Regions from separate parts of the Homo sapiens genome. Here region 1 is linked to region 2. The links are chromatin contacts, found by Hi-C or POLR2A ChIA-PET in ENCODE. All regions are on one chromosome and are shown on one strand. The core of a region is the stretch at or near the end of the contact, and the rest is flanking DNA. Distances in the headings are between cores, read along the strand shown.

What was found. Hi-C counts contacts between places; a loop is a spot of excess contacts on that map. ChIA-PET counts read pairs that join two places held with the same protein, here RNA polymerase II (POLR2A). Pooled maps may share reads with other maps.
Region 1: a map of Caco-2 shows a loop between it and region 2 (12-fold over the local background). The contact joins two enhancer-like sites. A Hi-C loop is called at or near these places in 6 of 168 maps with a recorded cell type or tissue (Caco-2, GM12878, HepG2 and 3 more), 21 of 37 single-sample maps with no recorded cell type and 11 of 50 pooled maps. POLR2A ChIA-PET finds 5 or more read pairs at or near these places in 6 of 52 experiments (A673, GM12878, H1 and 2 more).

What each region holds. Positions count from the first base shown.
Region 1 is chr5:32,610,703-32,615,926 of GRCh38, reverse strand. No RefSeq gene overlaps it. Among named protein-coding and RNA genes, the nearest start is that of SUB1, 28 kb to the right of the region's middle. Within about 2 kb of position 2,671, at least 3 of the 41 ENCODE cell types and tissues checked have a DNase peak (open chromatin) inside an H3K27ac peak, as active enhancers do.
Region 2 is chr5:32,418,252-32,423,018 of GRCh38, reverse strand. ZFR (zinc finger RNA binding protein) reads left to right here. Exons shown (of 20, transcript NM_016107.5): 3 at 2,916-3,198. Among named protein-coding and RNA genes, the nearest start is that of ZFR, 24 kb to the left of the region's middle. Within about 2 kb of position 3,046, at least 3 of the 41 ENCODE cell types and tissues checked have a DNase peak (open chromatin) inside an H3K27ac peak, as active enhancers do.

The DNA.
Region 1 (5,224 bases), core at 1,422-3,921, 190 kb before region 2:
TTAAGGAACAACATTAAGAGACATCAGCCTAATGAAATCAAGCCCTATAATCCCTTTCACCTCAATCCCACCAGTGTTCCAAGCTCCTGGGGCATCTGTCATTTGGTCTCTCACCCCTCACACTACCCTGGATCCCTGCTAACTAACCCAATCTCCCACTTTTTCCACCGTACCCTCTTTCATCAGATTCTGCACAGGCAAATTATCTAGTATTCTCAACTTCTTCTCTGAATGTTCCCTTTACTTTCCTGCTTTAACTGAAACTTACTCCCCTGAGGACGTGGATCCTGCAGCCTTCATTGAGGCTGGTGTTTTTTCTTCACTTGCATGTACCTTGAATACCAGAGGCAGGGCAGAAATTCTCCTTCTACCAAAGTTTGTTCCTCATCGCAGTGTTCCTCCTTTCCCCTTGAAAAACTACACCAGAGAAATCTTGCAGACACCACCTTGGCAAAACTATCAAAGTTGTCACCAGTAATAGGACAAATAAACATCATGTACCTCCTGATAAGATGTACTGAGAAGCCTACATCGTTTCTATGGTATCTCTATCAAAAATGCATAACCTGAATTTAATCAGCATACATCAGACAACCTAAACTCAGAGACATCCTACAAAATAAATGACATGTATGATTCCAAAATATCAAGGTCGAGAAAGAGTAAGTACTTCAATTTAGAGGAAACAGAGACATGACAAAACACACACACACACACACACACACACAATGGAGGGCTGGGCGCAGTGGCTCACGCCTGTAATCCCAGCACTTTGGGAAGCTGAGGCAGGCAGATCACAAGGTCAGGAGTTCAAGACCAGCCTGGCCAACATGGTGAAACCGCGTCTCTACTAAAAATACAAAAAATTAGCTGAGCACATTGGCGAGTGCCTGTAATCCCAGCTACTCAGGAGGCTGAGGCAGGAGAATTTCTTGAAAACTGGAGGTGGAGGTTGCAGTGAGCCGAGATCCTGCCATTTCACTCCAGCCTGGGCGACAGAGTGAGACTCCATCTCAAAAAAAAAAAAAAAAAAAAAAAAAAAAACACACAATGGGAGATTCTGGATTGGATCTGAGACCAAAAATGAGGATACTGGTGGGACAGTTGTAAAATTGGTACCATTAGATAATTGTATCAATGTTAGTTTCCTGCATTTGATAATTGTACTGTGGTTACATAAGATATTAACAATTTGAGTGAAGTAGGAATTTGAGTGAAGTACTTACAGAAATCCTTTGTACTGTTTCTACACTTTTCTTTAAAGTCTGAAGTTATTTCAAAACAAAAAGAACTTGGCCAGGCGCGGTGACTCACGCCTGTAATCCCAGCACTTTGGGAGGCTGAGGCAGGTGGATCCCTTGAGCCCAGGAGTTTGAGACCAGCCTGGCCGACATGGCGAAACCCCATCTCTACTAAAAATACAAAAATTAGCCAGGCAAGGTGGCACACACCTGTAATCCCAGCTACTCTGGAGGATGAGGCAGGAGAATCGCTTGAACCCGGGAGGTGGAGATTATTTGAAGTCCACGCCCGCCGACTGGACCTATGAAGCCTCCATGCACATAGTGAGTATTAGCCTGCACTAACACTAACACTAACAAACGCTACCAAATGTGCACTAACACTGCCAGATAACCTTTCTTCATGTTCCTGGTAAACTCACAATCCCACTGTTGAAGAAATCAAGTTTGGATTGTGTTTAGAATAGTGCTTTTGGAAATACTTCACTGATGGCATTCCAATTGGCCATGCTCAGCCAATTGTTAGAGTTGGCTATTTATGAAGGATTGAAGAAAAATACTAGAAAATATAGCCTCACTTTATTTTATATAAAAGTTAAAAATTAATATCCTGGTTGAGCATGGTGGCTCACACCTGTAATCCTAACGCTTTGGGAGGCCAAGGCTGGGGAATTGCTTGAGCCCAGGAGCTCAAAACCTGTCCAGGTAACATAGCAAGACCCCCATCTCTACAAAAAGTCAAAAAAAAAAAAAGCAATGATGGCATGCATCTGTAGTTCCAGCTACTTGGGAGGCTGAGGTGGGGGAATCACTTGAGCCTAGGAGTTCAAGACTATAGTGAGCTATGACCAAGCCACTGTACTCCAGCCTGGGTGACAGAGTGAGACCTTGTTTCAAAAAATAAAATAAAGTATCTTCCCCCACCCTTGATAATATTTCCCTGTGAGCTGGTTTATTTACTATACATATTATTAAAACAAAACATAGAAACAGTTTAGATAGACACTATCCCCTGTGACTGTCATCAACTCAATCTAGTTAAGTTTTAACAAGAAACAAGTTCATTTATCACATTAAAAACTAAATATTGATATATATCATGTTGTTCAAAACTAGTCTAGGTATTTAATGTGGGTATTTCAATGGCTATTTCCACCATTTCACTCTTTGTTTAGTTTTGTTTATACTGATAATGAACATTGTGCAGTTTTTACTTTTTCTTCACGTTTTTTGATTTATTAAAATATTATTGCTAAATCTAATAATAAAACATTCAGACTTGTATTTTGTATTTTTATACGCTTTTCTAATCATTTATTTGTATTTAACAAAAGTAGTGATCCACAACCCATTGGAAATAACCACAATTTGAGAAGCAATGCAGTCGCCTTTGATATTCCCGAGATGGACACTAGGTGGCGCCCAAGGATCTTCTTCCTGGCTGGTTGCGTGATCTTTGCAATGGCACGCTGGTCATAAGGCGCTTGGCAGTGTATAAGTGATAAGGCGCTTTTCCAGTGTAGACGGGCAGAATTGTCAGACCTTTCCTATCTATCAAGTCCACAGAGAAGGCAACTCACTCTCCTTTGTAGGGGACATCTATAAATAATTGAAGTTGACTTACACAAATGAAGACATTTTCATGTTTTGCCTATTGTTGGGAGGCTTCCCAGCTGAATAGAAGTAATCTCTAAACACCAAAGCTGTTACAACTATTGTTATATCAAGAAGACTATTTGAGAGCCTTTGTTCAATAATAGTGACAGGAGCCAACCACATCCGGGCCAAATTATAAAGGAAATCTACAAAGTCTTTTCAATGCCCACATCTCCCAGAATCAGGAGGGCAGTGGAATGGCAGAACAGAATTCTGAAAAATACCTGGCTGATATCAATCTATAAACGAGACCTCGAGAGGCAATCCTTGCATGCAGTCCTCATAAATATGAGATCCACAGTCAACAGAAAGACTCTCCCACACACAATAGACAGCCGAGTACAACACTTCCGGCTGCTCCCCGGGAGCCACTCACAGGACACTCCTATATTTAAACATACATTGAATGCTATTTAAAAACACACATGAAATATATCAAAGCTTTCCATTAAGAGATCTGAGAATCCAACCCTGATGAGCCCTGCCACAGCTACAACCTATGTGAAAGTTCAGCAGAGAAACTTATTCCTTCAGCCTCACTAGGACAGTGCTAACAAAGACCAGCTTATCACCAACACATAAATTGTCAAAGCCTTTAGCTTTCAATACGTTCTTCCCCCTCTAAGACTTTTGCACCACTGGGGCAGACAGCAAGAAGAATGCAGACCCGTCTATGGCCAAGGGCAGACCACAAGAATGCAGACCTATGGCCAAGGTTGACATCAAGAATGCAGACCTGTCTACGGCCAAGGTCGACATCATCCCTTGAGATGACTTGTCAAGGTTTCCAGGCCTGCCACTTGTGACTAGAAGTCTGATTTCCAACTTGTGTACCTGCCTCGAGAGTTTGCTCTGGCCATTCTTCAAGTTTGTCAGCCCAAGTCCTCAAAAACTTGTAAATCTCCCCATCCAACTCTGACCTTGTTTTGCTTGGGGTTGAACGTGCTAGGAATGAATACCCACTCTGTCAAGGAGAATGCAGTGGAACAGCAGCCACTGGAAATCATCCCTGCGTGGAGATAGGCAGTAGCCCTAGTTATTGCCAATAACCTCATGTTCCTACTGATAATCTTGATCATCTTTGGTAGTGAGACAACACAAAGAGATCATGTAGCCTTGGAATAGATACAAGTTTGCCTATTAAATCGGGGGGTCAAACTGTGAAGATCCCTTCTTTCTTGGATTTTTTTGCTAGTTGATGATTTTAACAGTTGTTTCTGGTCACTGCCATGACTGTTTTTAGAGGCCTCATAGGGCAAGAAAGACCAAACACATTAAAAATAACCAAGTGAAGTTCTTTTGCACAAAGTTTGAAGACATTCATCTTTGACTTTAATCTACAGAACTAGGTAACAGAGGTTTTTAATCCTAATCCGTAATAGTTGTCTCTGCTAATCTTATTTGTCCATTATTAGTCAAGCTCCCAACCTGAAAAGACACACTCGAATTATGCCAATTCAAGGAGTAAAATTTATTAAAATATATTATTTACAAAGGTGTGAGTGAAGGCTTAGGAAAACAAAAGGGTAACCAGTAGTAACAGAGGAACTAAACATCCCACAGTTGAAAGTTGTAGGGACCGAGTAGCTGCTGGAACCCATAAGAAACTCACATAGAGGAAGTCACCTTGAGAGGAGTTTTTAAGAAACACAGCCAACCTAAGGTGACCCTACCCCACCAAACTCTCCTTTCACCATGAACCAAACCCAACCAAACATCCCAGCCTCCCAGGACAGAGCGCAGGGTAAGACTGGATCTAGGGGAATAGATGGAATATCTAGGGGAACAGATAAAATATATACATATATGGCACCATCCGAGCCTTTTGCCTTCAGCATCATCTCTTGTCCTTCACCTGGTGGAAAGATTGAGTTCCCAATACGGGGCAGGATCAATGTTCCACCAACTACTACTTCAATACAAGTTGTTCTCATACTCCACAGCCTAAAACTTTAGCCAGCATTGGTGTTATTCATTTAACTTATTTCAGAGAAAAGAGAGGAGAAACACTTAAATGACATAAAACACTGTTGTGACAATCCTGACTTCTGTGAGGTCTGTATTGGTCATCTTAGCTGCCTTTGCCCTCTGCCCATTCCGAGTTCCAGTTAGCCTCCTCCAGCACCTTTGCTGGGCCAGGGTTCTTTACCAGATGAAAAGTACAAAACCTTCATTCTTACAGTGAGTCTTTGGAGGTCTTCTATTTACGGGTTGAAGTTTTTCCTTCAAGACAACTGGTTAAGGGAGCACAGTCACCAGTAAACCCCCTGGTTTCCAAACATCACTCTCCTTGCCACCACTGTGTAGGAACAAACAGTCCAATTTCC
Region 2 (4,767 bases), core at 1,797-4,296:
TCTTATTTTTTGTAGTGAGTCCCTGGCTCACTTTTTGTTGTTGTTGATAAGTAGGTAAGGAGCTGGCCATTTCTTGAGTAAGAATATAGAGTGTGTGTACTCTGTAATAATTGCTTACGTGCTTTCTTTTCCTGTTTCTCCTCAGGGAAAGTACTCTTCCATTTATGTCTGATGCTTGAAGTGTTTCTTGGCTTCCTTTTTTTTTTTTTTTTTTTTTTTTGAGACAGGTTTTACTCTGTCATCCAGGCTGGAGTGCAGTGGCACAATCATGGTTCACCGTAGCCTCAACCTCCTCTGCTCAAGCGATCCTCCCACCTCAGCCTCCTGACTAGCTGGGACTACAGGCACACACTACCATGTGTGGCTAATTTTTAAAAAATTTTCTGTAGAGATGTGGTCTTTCTACGTTGCCCAGGCTGGTCTCAAACTCCTGACTTCAAGCAGTCCTGCTGCCTTGGCCTCCCAAAGTGCTGGGATTACTGGTGTGAGCCACCATGCCCAGCCTTCCTCATGCTTTTGGTAGAAGATATGGTTCCAGTCCAGATGATGGTTAGAGACCTGGCTATACAGAGCAGAGTTAGACAATGCCAGGGATGTGTAAATAGCAATTGCTAAATCTGCTGGCATCTTTTTCATATTTCATCTTTTCCTGGGACTGGTGACTGTATAATTTATTGTTCAAACTGAGACATGTAGGAGAGTGAAAAGTACTAAAAGTAATAATTACACCGGCAGTAGGCATTAACCAGAACATATGGTCATTCCTTCTTGAGTCTCATGGACATTTAGGGTGACGATCAGAGGCAGTATAAGTTAAATTGGCTTCCTGGTTGACTCAACATTCCCATCCTATTCCCACCTGCTTTTTGTCTAATAGGACATGTTTTGGGGACAAATACTAGATAAGGAGCAGTGGGATGAATAGAAACAGTCTTTTATATAACCAAAATTACTCTTAGGTGGTTTAGTCTGGATGTATTTAATCTTATCCTGTTAGTAAATGTTAAATACAAGTTTCACAGACCTGTTGTATTTGTATTTTAAATAGTATCTTTTTTTTCAGTTCCAGGAATTTTGGAAAAGTATGACCTGTTACTGGCATTTTCTTACAGATATGGAGTTGTTCCTAGAAAATGTTATTCCCAAACAAGTTTTTCACTGTTTTAATGTAAACTTTTCCTGTCATATTGGCATATATGTAGAAAATGTTAGTTTTATATCAAAATATGGAAACCTCATCCAGATAGAAATTCTATGAGTTTCTTTGGACTCTGTTCTAAGTTTTTTTTGTTTTTTGTTTTTTGTTTTCTTTTTCATATTGGACTGAAATCTGCCACCCTGTAACTTCCAACTATTGGTTCTAGTTCTGTTCTCTGGAGCAGCATGGAGTAAGTGTCTTCTATTAGAAGGCATCTGTCACCTTTTCTAGACTGAATTTCTCCAGGTGTCCTCCCCTTTTTATATGAAATTAAAACCCATATCTCTGACCTTCACATTGATTCCCTTTGGAATCTTACAATCTAATATGAACTTCCTAGTTTATCAGTGTTTTCCCTAATACAGTTAAAATATGATAGCCCCAAATTTTAATTTAATTCTATACTATATTTCTATGTTACTATGCACACCAGTACAGAATACCTTGTACTATAGACCATTAATCAGAGACTGAGTTAATTAGTGCAGCTTCAACATTTTTTTTTTCTTTCTCTTAGCTATTCTTAGTTGTTGGCTCATACTAAAATGTGGTCAGCTAAAACCTATCAGCTAAATAACTGTTGGGGCTCTTCTTTTTTTAGTAGGTGTTTCTGCCTTAGTAATGTGGCTTTACCTTGTGGAATTGAGTGTATTATTCAGAAAACCTAGAACAAGAAATACACTTTTATATGCTAACATCTGTAGGCCTTTGGTTTTAGTGATATAGGCTTTCAGTTTAAAAGTTAAAATAAACATATTCCTGTAAGAACTTTAGCTAGAAATTCATTTGATTGCTGTTTTGGAAAATGTTTTTGTCTCTTTGAGGTTTAAATGTTTTTAATTGCAAAGCATCTGATTTGTGTCTTCTTTTACAAAACATGCTATTATATATTTAAAAGTAACTTTGTATAATGAAATGCTCCCTGTAAGCTGGAAAATGTATCTAAAATAATAGATATTCCATTGTAGGTTTTGTACCCTGGAACAGAACTTCTCAACCCTCAGCACTATTGACATACTTTAAATAATTCTTTGTTATGCACGGCTGTCCTGTGCATTGTAGGATTTGTAACAGCATCCCTGGCCTCTATCCACTGGATGCCAGTAGCTCACATATCACCACCTCCTCTGCAGTTTGGTCATCAAAAATATATGCAGATATGGCCATATGTCCCCTGGGGGAAAAATTCCCCCAGTTGAATACCAACTGTCCTAAAGCAACAGAAGTATTTTTTAATCAGCTGGTCAGTAGTTTCTACCTTAAATTTCTTTCTGTAATTGGGCTAGAATAGAATATTTTTCTTATGGTTTCTTTGTAGAGATTTGTAAAACTGTACAACATAATAAAGAACTTCACATGTAACTAACACTAAAGTTCCTAATTTGGTCAGTTTTTTCTTTTCTTCCTAATACTGTTTTTTATCCTAGTTTTTAATTCCTGTTATGTGATACAATCTATGATCTGAAACGTGTGACTATATAATGTATTGAGATTAAAGAATGAAAATTTAAAAAAAAAAGAATGAAAATTACAGAACAGTAATAAATATGATATTGAATAGGAAGTTTATTGAGTTCAAGTACTTGACCTTTTGTGGTCCGTCATTAAATTACTTGAAAATGTGCTTTTTATTTCAGTTGAATAGCTTTTAATTGAAGTTGGTTAACTCCTGGATATTAAAATTGTATTATATTTATTCTTGTACTCCACAATGTAGCCAGCAGCCAGCTTCGGGTGTAGCCTATTCTCATCCAACTACAGTTGCTAGCTACACTGTCCATCAGGCTCCAGTAGCTGCTCACACAGTTACTGCTGCCTATGCACCAGCAGCCGCCACAGTTGCAGTTGCCAGGCCTGCTCCAGTAGCTGTTGCAGCTGCTGCAACAGCTGCTGCTTATGGAGGCTACCCCACTGCACACACAGCAACTGACTATGGTTATACTCAGAGGCAACAAGAAGCACCACCACCACCACCCCCAGCTACTACACAAAACTACCAGGTAAGAAAACTACTAGTTTTGGTAGCCTGAATGTGCGGGTTTCTTTGTCTTCAGTGTATAATGTAATGCCCTAGCCATTGCTTCTCAAACTTGGGGCTTCCAAAATACACATGTACTGATAGAGAAAAGTAAATGAGTATTCCTTGGTAGTTTGGGACATACCAACCATTAAGGTTCCTTGCCGGCTGGGCGCGGTGGCTCATGCCTGTAATCCCAGCACTTTGAGAGGCCAAGGTGGGTGGATCACCTGAGGTCAGGAGTTCAAGACCAGCGTGTCCAACATGGCGAAACCCCGTCTCTGCTAAAAATACAAAAATTAGCTGGGTGCAGTGGTGCGCACCTGTAGTCCCAGCTACTCAGGAGGCTGAGGCACGAGAATCACTTGAATCCAGGAGGCAGAGGCTGCAGTGAGCCAGGATTATGCCATTGCATTCCAGCCTGGGTGACAGAGCGAGACCCTGTCTCAAGAAAAAAAAAAATTCCTTGCAATGAGCTTTGTATTAATAATCCTTCCTCTCACCCCCCGTCCATTTGACTCTATTATTTATAGCTGTCTGTTAAAAACTTTCACATTAATTGCTAGTTAAATATTTCATTGTTTACCCCAAGTTTGTTTGTTTGTTATTGTTTTAACTGAAGACATAGAAAAGACTTCCCTTGTTTGTACTAGAGCATTATTCATCTGGAACACAGGTATGTCTCCTATTTTGAGAATATTTTGAGAGCAGGACAAACATATTACATATTTTCTTCTTGAAACTTAGCAAAGGTGGAAATTCTGTCCCCTTTACATTTATCCTGTCAAGATGTTCTTTTTTAATACATATTATAACAAAAATTGATCATGCCCTTATTCATCCAGTTGCCTCTTACTCAGTCTTATAGGAATTCTACATTCTCCTTATTATGTTTGAAAACAGTGCTAGATTACTACTTGCTTATTTAAATTAAATTTGGTCCTAATTTCTTTAATCTGTTTTTTTGCTTATTTGCTTTTAGGATCTGTTTTTTAAACTTTGGTCCTTCTGAACTTTCCCTGGTTTTGCTATATTCTTTCTAAAGCATAGAAATTTATGCAGTAAAAAATTGAAATGTAAATCAACAATATTAGTATTTGCTATTAATTTTAGGCAGGTTACTAAATGAAATTCCTTTTGAGGTGTGATTATTTATGCCCAGAGACAGAATATAATAAATTTTGTTGTTTTTAATAGTGTCTGTGAAACCCAGTGTTTTCTGGGCCCTACCTGCTACTTCAGCCATTTCACCTACATACCTTTCTACCCCTCTTTACTTCATGGACTGCCAGAATTCACTCAGCTCACCTTGATCTTTCTTGAAAAAGAAATACTGAAAAGGAGCAATTACAAAGTTTAGTAACACAAGTGTTCTTTTGTAATATTGTAGGATCCATCTTTAAGGCAAAACTTCTGTGACTTTTTTAATAAAATTAATTTTTACTTAAGTATTATTTAGAAATGTTTTGGTGATTGTTCTGATTGTAAAAGTTCAACATGCTGCTTGAAATGCTTTTGATTTTTTTTTTTTCTTTTTTTTTTTTGAGGCAGA